Linked DNA regions of Mus musculus: region 1 is linked to region 2. A link is a loop called in an ENCODE intact Hi-C map of the cell type or tissue named here. Cell type or tissue: gastrocnemius. All regions are shown on one strand. Region 1 has its middle 120 kb from the start of Gm42260. Region 2 holds the start of Fbxl4 (F-box and leucine-rich repeat protein 4).

Region 1 (5,000 bases), 220 kb after region 2:
TATATCTAAGAGTGCACAATGTCTAATTTGATTGAAGACATTTGCTGAATGCCAGCAAATTGATCACATTTCTTTTATGTTTCTGGTTGTAGTTGAAATCTATAAATATGATCAAATACACAGTGAGAAGCACATGCTTTTAAACTAGCCATTTTAGAAAAAAAAAAGTCATGGGCAGAGTTTACATATCCTCCAAGAGGTGTCTGTTTCTTCTTTTGGTTATATATCTCCACAATTCACATTCCCTCTGGCCTTCTAGTCAGAGACATGCTAAATGCTATTACTGCCCATAAAAGCTGAAATGGATAAGTAATAGGGCTAGTTAAATGAGAGAAGCCCACAGGTTCTATTTCACTGGCCAGGCTCACTTATCAGTAGTCATTCCCCTAAAATCAGTAGTCAAGAAAATTTTTCTATAAATAGTAAGACAATATTTAGTCTTTGAAAGTCATACAGTTCCTAGGCAACTATGTTACCATAAATGACACACAAACAAATGTCCATGTTCTCATGAAAGTTTGTTTACAAGAGTGGACTGTGGTTCTGATTTGGTTTGCTGACTTCTGGAAGAAGGGCAGGAAAGGTAAAGAGCTAGTCTGCATCTTGGCCCAAGCAGTAAGGGCAAGAGCATGCATGAATTTAAGGTCTGCTGTTAAATGTACTCCATTGATAAGCTGAATTGAAGCAGCCTAGCTCGAATTCTTGAGTGCTCTCAAATTTACCAAGTAATTTCAAACCAATTGCTTAACCTCTTACACTTGTTAGTATTCAGTATTCAATTCATGTTGAAATTTAATTGACAACCTAACAGTACTGAGAGGTAGGGGCCTTTCTAAGAGGTGACAAGGACAAGGGGGATTCTCCCCTTCGTGAAAGGATTGAGATAGACTTGTCACCAGAATGCACTGCAATGACATGACCTTCCTGAGACTGGCCTCACCTCTCCTTGTCCTTCACACACCTCTTCTGCACATGCACTTTTTGTTTCTACTTTTCTGCCATCGTATGACATAGAACACAGCCTTCACCAGAAGCCAAGAAATCACTCCACCTGCTAAGACTCAGGAACCCTCAGCCAAAGACCAACATCCTTTCTTTATAAGTAACAAGTCTCTGAAGTTCTGACAGAGCAACAGAAAGTGATTGCAATCTTTGCCAGCTAGTCTGAGCCTCAGAGCAGGTCAATGGAATCACAGAGAAGCCTGGAGCTCATCACGGACTCCTAAACCCATGCTGACCAGTGAGTTCCTCACTCGCACTTCATCTCTGACTGCTTATTTCTGTGCTAACGTCACAGTTTTAGCTTTAGCAGTATGCCTCAATGACAGAGCTAGTATGTACAAGGCTCAAGGATTTGTCCCCAGCACCACACCCACAGAGACAGACAGAGACAGAGACAGAGACTCAAGTTTTCCAATCTAAATGAAAAACTTATATCTCTCAAATGAAAGAAACCCTAAGAAATTTAACTTCAGGGCTTAGAAAGATAACGTTCACCATAGGAGTAAGTATGACCATTTAGAAACGATACATAAATGATTCTGGGCAGCTTTACATCATAGAAGCCCAATCTGGTTTCTTCCTCTATAAACGTCTTAATGTTCTACCCAACTCAACAAACTGTGTTGTGTTGTATGGTAATGTGATGGTTGTTAATGGTGGTGGCACTTATGTTTAACTCCTAAAGCGGAGGAAAACATTTTATTTTGACATAATTTTTAATTTACAAACCTCCCAGAATTGCTGGTTATCATGTAAGCAGCTACTGAAATGCCATGGGATAGTTCAGAACATAATTTTATCTCTGACTTTTACTTTCAAGCCATTGTTTTCATCCTATCTATACATCTATAGCTTTACCATACATGAAAGGGACAACAAAATCAGCAAAAATCTTCTTAGCAACAGCATGGCAGAATCGATGACATACACCTATCATGCCAGCACTCAGGATGCTGAGATAGGGAGATCACAGGTTCAAAATTACCTGAGTGACATAGTTAGAAGCTGACTCAAAAAATAATAAAATAAAACAATTCTAATATCACGAACTTTCCTAGTTAGATTTTTACTATCTATAGAAAAATCTACAGATGACGTTTTGATCTTTTTTTTTATTGGCCTTTTTTTCTTTTTTAAAGTAAAGCAGGACAGGAGGTGTGGGCACTCCGTGTGTCTCCTTTGCCAGTCTTGGCAAGGGTCCTTTACACTTTGACAGCTTTATCACCTGCAGTCAGCCTTTTCCAGAGCCGGGCAGGCATATTATTGGCAGCTGGTGTGTCAGTTCCATGCATGCCTTTATTGCTGTTCTCTTCTTTGTCCACAAAAGAAGAGGCTCCTGTAAGGTTCTGGAGATAATTGATTCACTAGACTTGCCTCTTACAGCTTATTACAATGGGAAGCCTCTCCTGCAATTGGAGCAGTAGGGTAATTTTCCAGGCCTCATGAAGTCTCCCTTCTCCTACTTTACAACACAAGCTTCTTTCAGTGTTCTCTACACTGGGGGATGCCTGTCATCAGTCATCACAGCACTGGAATTAAAAACCATCATGATTGCTTCCTGCTTCCAGTCTTACCACATGTTCTCATAGAGCATCTTTTTCCTAATCCAGAAATTGACTGCTGGCATCCTTAAAGAAAAAATAAACATATGTAAATACAACATACTAGTTCCTCCAATTTTTCATGTGCATGTAGAAATTATTTCTCTTTGAAAAAAATACAGACAAAGTTTATTCTAGATCATATTCACTTATCTTCAACAACAGCTGGACTGAATACTCAGAGATTCTTAATAAACATTTTATGAATTGATTAATAGTTGAAATAATAAATCCTAGATATCTACATGCCGGTTCTTCTGAGCCTCCATGTTTCATGGCACAAATGTATATGTTGTCTAGCACTGAGCAAAAATATCAGCCACAGCTATAGAAACTGCCATCAATATCCTTCTTAGAACAACATAAACAGAAAATTGTCCAACAAAAGTCTAATTATTTTGTTTAGAACATTACATCCTATAGTATATCTACTGAATGTACCATATCCATTTCCTTTGCTGTAAGTGAATAAAGCAAAAAGTCAATAACGCTTGGGTAGGTCCCTATTGCCCCTCAGTCCATTAAGCTAAGGTAGCCAGGTCTCTTAGATGATAAATCATTCTCTGGTCATAGCTTTCTGACCCATTGTATATAAGATATAGATTGTTCATTTCATTTTACATTTTATAATACAATATCTAATGCGTGGATTGTTGATGGACATTCATAGATGGGTTCCAGGGTATTAATACACAAAATGTTGTTCATCTGTGTAAAATATATCAATATATATATAGGGAAAGAATCCATAGCTTTGGTAACTGTTTCTCAAGTAACTTAGTGACTCAAGAGAGTCTTGGCTAACTGCTCAGAAGCGTAGCTCCCTCCAGTTTTTCTCTGCTTTGTGTGGCCTGGTGTGAGAGGTTTGAGAGGAACCATGGCTAGATTCATAGTTTGGGGAGGGTTTGCTGCAGCACCATAGACTTGAGATGTTAAACTACTCAAGGCTTCAAAATGACCTTAGAGATTTAATATTATAGCCAAAGAACAAGACTATATCAAGTGGTTGACAGCAATAAAACAATGGGATTATGAAAGAAGAAAAATCTGTAGCCGGAACTATGATCCTGCATGTTGAGAGATCTGCATGCCAGGCCATGAGGGTGGTTCAAAATGGAGTTGTACAGGATCTTTCAGAAATTAAACAAGTCTCCAAGGGCTGGGGGGGGGGGGTGTGCAAAGTCATGTGAAAACTTAAGTAATGCAGAACAATGCATAATCCTGGCAGAACCATACCAAGGACCTGGGGTGCGTAGTACATGTGAATAATTTCTTCCGCAGTACAGGCACTCTGAACTTAATGGTTTGTGGGCAGTGTGGGGTCCTCTCTGCAACCTGTAGATGCCAGGGACATTATCCTTGTTTTTCTGCTTTCAGCTCAAATCAATGTGCTCTCTCACCAAACATGGAAAGGAATTCTTACACAGAGAAAGAGACAGACAGAGAGAGGGACAGAGAGAGAGAGAGAGAGAGAGAGAGAGAGAGAGAGAGAAAAGGGGAGGGAGGGAGGGGGAGGGAGGGAGGGAGGGAGGGAGGGAGGGAGGGAGGGAGGGAGGGAGGGAGGGAGGAAGAGCTTCTGAGAAGAGTGCTGACTTGGGCTGGAATTGAAGCCTGTTCTTTCAGCAGCTTCTCCAAACCAACATGTGTTTTCTAAGAAAGATACTATACACAAAAACTGAAAATAATAAAAACCATTCATTTTTTAATTACTTACCTGAATGTCTGTATGCATGTGTGCATGTATGTGTGTGTGTCTGTATGTATGTATATATATACACATATTGTGTGTGTGTGTGTGTATACAACATAATTTCCTAAAAGATAGGATGAAAAAGAAAACTCTTAAAAGTTCAAATCTCAGAGGGAAAACTCCTCAATCTTCTTTCTTCTTAAACAAATACAGAAAACAAAGTACAAAATCTCTTTTAGGAAAAGAAATCTAGATTTTATCTTGGCAGGTGATGAACAAGTTCTGGGAACCAAATGAAAATAGGGTTGGAGATTATAGAACTCAAAGGGTCTTAACTTGGGAAAGTACAAACTAATGTATTCGGATAATTTGCCCCAATTACTTCCAAGATAGAATGAGGATTTTGCATTTTCAATTACCTGGAAAATTGACTTAAATTTCTATTTCTTGTTACAAGAATGGATCTGCGGAAAGCTATTTATTGGTCATGGTGGGGAATGAGTGTGGCAAAGAGCAGGTGAATCGGGAATGAACTGAGAAGGGGAAGTTTCTAATCGCTTCAAACAATCACTTTGCATAGATTAACAGTGGGGAATATACATTTATAAATGGAATATGTCTTAGCATCCATAAAATTCAGAAAAAAATAATAAAGTTGAGTATTAAAAATAAAGCTAACCAGGTATCATTTCATTTTACATAAAATA
Region 2 (5,000 bases):
ATGAGTATTTTGACTGCATGTATGTATGTGTCCCATGTGCTTGTCTGGTGTCTACAGAGGTTAGAGGAGGGCACTGGATCTCATGGAACTGGAGATACAGGTAGCTGTGAGTGCTGGGACCCAAACTCAGGTCTCCTACAAAAGCAACAAAGAGTCTTAAGCACCCACCCACCTCCCTAGTCTCCGTATCAGCAGCTGTATTAAAGGGTACTGTGGAAGAATCTCTGAAAATTTAAAAGTCATAAACCCTTTCACCCAACAATGTAATCATTTGCACCAAGAAAAGAAACAAATATGCAAATATATACAATAATGGCCCTCAATCACCAGGAGATGTTTTGAAATCCCACTGTGGTCCATGGAGAGCAGAGAATGCTAGGTAGATTATGATTCTTTCTAGACATATGCACTCCCATACATACATACGTACTCATAAGGGAAGTACTTAATGGCTGGCTTCTCTTTGGCGTGCTTGGACTTCTGAAGTCAGTACTCTTGATCCAAATTTGGCAACATTAAATTAAAAAAAAAAAAAGTTGCTTGAACACAGTTGATCTGACAGCCAGGTCTGTTACTTACTATGTAATGGGCATATGGACTAGACATACGTATACATGGACATATGTAGCTGGAGTAGAAAAAGATAGAGTTCACAGATCAGGAAGGGATGCACTTTCATCACACTACTCAGAATAGCACAGGATTTAAAAACTTACAAACTATTTACCCTTGGAATTTTCCACTTAATATCTTCAAACTAAGACTAACTGACACCAAGCAAAGAGACATAAGAAATAAGAAACAGCTATTCACATGCAGAAATGGCCTAGTAATTTCACATACAATAGAAATAAATGTGTAGTGTTCTAAATACTAAGAGAGAATTGGCTCAGTATTAGGTTGCTCCTAAAATAATGAGCCAAAAAAGCCTTTGAAAGGTAAGATGGCATGTGCATCTATGTAAAGACACATTCACCAGTGATGACTACTAAGTAGAAGCTGCAGAAAGCTATACCACACACTATATGAAACACACGTATACACATTTCTATCTGGAAAGAGCAAAGTACTAAGCAGTGATTATTATTTACACATCTACTACATCAGCACAGGAATTTGATTCTGTTTGTGATACCTTGTTGGAATGGTGAAACTCAAAGGGATATCTGAGAGCTTGAGCATTGAGCTTGCCTGGGCTGAAAGCAGGTATAGAATGTTGTTATGTTATCACTGATAACGGCCAACAGGACACTGCACACACGAAGAGAAGATCCCAAGTCAACAGACGTGCGACTGGGAATCAGTTTCTATGTGGAACAACTCGACAGGGTAAACGGGGTGAGCAAAAAGACAGCTTATTTAAGAATTTGGCCATTAATTCACCTGACCAAAGGAAAGGCAAATTTACAAATTTCAAAAACTGGCAAGGCATTTTAGAGGGAGGGGCGAGACACAAGGGAATTCAACTCAGTGCAGTTCTTCATACCTTTAGCCCCATCTCTCAGGGGCCAGGGCCAACAAGACCTCTAAGAGAGCCCAGCCAAGGCTACATTGAGAGCTCTACCTCAACACTCAAACACAAAAGGAATCCAACCTGCCCTCAACTAAATGTTCATTACAAAAATATCCACTGATGTTCATGATATGTCAGACAAGGTTTGAATCGCCACACACTGTAAAGCTGGAGAAACAAGAGCAGCATGGCATTACCACAGGAAGTAGGTCACTGCTAGCAGTTCAGAAGGTCTCAAGAATACACGGGCGCCAAGTGTTCACCATATACCAGCACTTGACAGGAAGAAAAAGAACAGAACTCGACAAATTGGGATGAAGTCATTGGCCAGTAATAACCAAGAAGGCACAGCATTATTTATCTCACACCAAAGTTGAGTAAGACAACAAACCATGGGGCACGTGCACGGAGGGGGGTGGGGGTTAGTCACAATCCATATTATGAAAGACCCAAGAGGACTCCAAACTTAGAACAGCGAAGACGGCAAATAGTAACGCTTCCAAGCTGAGAAGACTGGGCAGTGGCTTGGTAAAGATTCGACGACCATATTTGAAAGCAAAACATCAGCTGTAAACAACACTGTAAGACAGCAGCAACAGGACCACAAACAACCAGGTCTTAGGCCCTGACCTCTCTGACTTTGAAAACAAAGACGGAATAGGGTTCAAAAGAGCCAAAACGTGGGACAGGAATTTTTCAAATTGGTACGCAAGTCTGGAAATAATGGAATTCAATGACTACTCAAGACTGTCTAATTCTTAGCGCCACTAGATGAGACTTCACTTCCACCCAAGACTTACTCCAAGACAGAGGAGTGCGAGGGACCCTGTACTCATTAATCGTGTAGGACGAGAGAGTGGGCAAGATAAGCAGTGTGCCTGCCTTAGGATCTCCTCAGAGTGTGCGCAGGAAGCAGAGGGAGCAGGTGGCTCCCAACAGAGCAGACCAGTGGGCCACAGCCAGCTAACTTCCTGACCCTTTGTGGATTACAAGTAGAACTGACTGCTGACAGCTCTGGGACTAAGAGCACTTGGGAAGCCGATGAAATGCAGAACCAACCCCATCGCCAAACATAGTTGACAAGTGGCTGGGCCCACCCCAGACGATGGAAAGAAGGCTGCAGCCTGGCATCTCCTGGCTCGAGCCTGCCTGGACAGAAACCTTCCCGCGTGAGAGGGAAGTCAGGGCTGCGCAGCCTGCAGGCCCAGCGTCCGCAGCTCGCCGTGAGCGTGCCAGGCCCAAGAGAGCCGCGACAGGAGGCGGCGGCACCCACGTCCGGTCTCCGCCAGCACAGCGGCGCAGCACCATAGGCACGCGTGGGCCCAGAGCCTCCGCCCCGCGCTCCCCAGAGTGGCGCGCGCCCGGCCCCGCCCACGCCGAGGGGGGAACGTCGAGACCTTGAAGAGGGAGGAAGGAAGAAAGCGCCGTACCCTGCAGGGTCCGGAACTGGGCGAACAGAGCTTCGCCGCAAGCCCGCAGCGTGGGCAGCAGGAGACGGCTCCCAGTATCCCGTGCTGCTGCCGCGGCGGCGGGCCCGGCCCAGCGCGACCCGGAAGGAAGACCGAGGCCGGGAGGCGGGGCGGGGCCGGAGGCGGGGCGGGGCCTGGCGAAGGGCGGGGCCAGGGTCGGGCTGGCTGCTGCCGGATTGCCCTGGTTGTTTGAGCTGATTAGCCAGGCCAGTGGTGCTTTAGAAATGGCCTGTTTGCTCGGGGACTGGCAGCGGGTTGCAGAACCTTTACGCTACTCATCCTGCCAAAGATAGCCCTCCAGAAGTAATGTAGTTCTGCTGGAGCTTCTTCGGACTTGGTGACTCAACCCAAGTATTATGCAAAAAAGCACTTCAGCACAGGAGCACTAGAAAGAGAACTTCTAGAGCAGTAAAAGTTCTCAGCAGGCACAATCCACCAATTAATATACAAATTCTTCAGCCCTCAGAAACAAACCTTCCCTGCAGGCGCATATTCACCTGACCACCTGTGATGAAGATGCTGTCACGGGTCTCCCTTAAGTCTCCATTTCTTTTCAAATGAACCTTTCTTCAGTTGTCGTTACATCTGTCTTTCCACAAGGTTTCCATTAATAAAAAAAAACTTTAAGATTTATTTTAATTTTTTATTAATCTGTGTGTGTGTGTGTGTGTGTGTGTGTGTGCTGTTCATGCGCACACATGTGTTCAGGTGCCATTGAAGGCAGAAGAGATCAGATATCCTGGAGCTGAAATTACAGGCATTTGTGAGCTGTCAGAAGTGGATTCTGGGAACCAAACAGGGTCTCTGAAAGAGCTGTCTCTCCAGCCCTATTTATGGGAAACTCAATAATATGCTGAACCACTCATGATTTCCAATTTTCTCTTGAAGAAGCAAAATAGAAAGAATACTTGTTAATTTTATGTTACTTTCTTTTCCATCGCTGTAACAAAACATCACAGCCAAAACAATGAGACTTGGGATTCCAGATGGTTAAGAATCACTTACATACCCGGAGCACTGCAGCAAGCACCAGGTATGGTGGCACAAACAACTAAGAGCTCACATCTCCAACTGCAAACAACGAAGTACAAAGAACCAACTCGAAACAGGTAAGTCTTTGATCTGTCAAAGCCAGGCCCAATGACTGACTTCCATCAGCAAAGCCATACCTCCTCCACCTCCCCAAACAGACCAACTAGGAACCACATATTGAAAGGCCCCAGCATATAAAAGTATCTCATCCAGACCACCACATGAAGTGAAACAATTATGCTATGCTGTGTAATCTACACAAAAGTGAAATTTTAATCAAAAACTTCAAACTCAATTTCCATCTTCCATTCTTAACTGTGACACTATCTGGTGAGCTAGGTTCTAAAAGGAGAGGGTTAGAACTGGGTGTGGTGGAGCATGTCTTTAATCCCAGCCATTGGGGGGCAGAGGCAGGCAGATGTCAGTGAGTTCAAGGCCAGCAGGAAGAGCATTCCATCTCTTTAACACCAAGGGCAGCTGTGAGGTCAGCTTGTCTGTCATCTCAATCTGTTCATCACAGAGTTTTTGTAAATCTGAATATTTATTCTAAAATAAAATCTGTGTTTAAATCATGCTAATTTATTAAAAATAAAAAACCTGACCCTTTTATATTTTCTGATAAGACTTCAGTTAATGCGTATAAAGAACTCAAACTCCATTTAAACTACAGAAGTTACTCATTCTAAAATGAAGTGTGTGTTTTTAAGCAAAGACCTTCATTTAGTCTTTTATTCACTCTCCACACTTCTTTCTTCACTATATTTATTTTTTTTAATTTAATTTTTTTTTTTTTACTTATTCACTTTACATCCTGCTGATTGCCCCACTCTTGGTTATCCCCTCCCACAATCCTTCTCCCATCCCTTCCTCCCCTTCTCCTCTGAGAGGGTAGAGGCCCTCTAGGTATTTCCCAACCCTGGCACTTCTGCGAGGCTAATCACTCCCTCTCCAATTGAAGCCAGATAAGGCAGCCCAGCTAGAAAATA

Evidence for each region. Peaks named below come from ENCODE experiments on the same cell type or tissue, not always from the same donor. Only the 100,000 strongest peaks of a DNase experiment are listed, where the experiment ranks them.
Region 1: it touches region 2 in a loop (2.4-fold over the local background); 2 of 42 quality-filtered maps call a loop at or near these places.

The regions. Positions count from the first base shown.
Region 1 is chr4:22,137,601-22,142,600 of GRCm38, reverse strand. No RefSeq gene overlaps it. Among named protein-coding and RNA genes, the nearest start is that of Gm42260, 120 kb to the right of the region's middle. In gastrocnemius, no CTCF peak of the experiment used is centred here; a DNase peak (open chromatin) is centred at 2,226.
Region 2 is chr4:22,355,625-22,360,624 of GRCm38, reverse strand. It overlaps Fbxl4 (F-box and leucine-rich repeat protein 4), which reads right to left and starts at 3,082. Exons shown (of 9, transcript NM_172988.4): 1 at 2,944-3,082. In gastrocnemius, no CTCF peak of the experiment used is centred here; a DNase peak (open chromatin) is centred at 3,025; H3K4me3 peaks cover 2,195 bases; H3K27ac peaks cover 2,950 bases.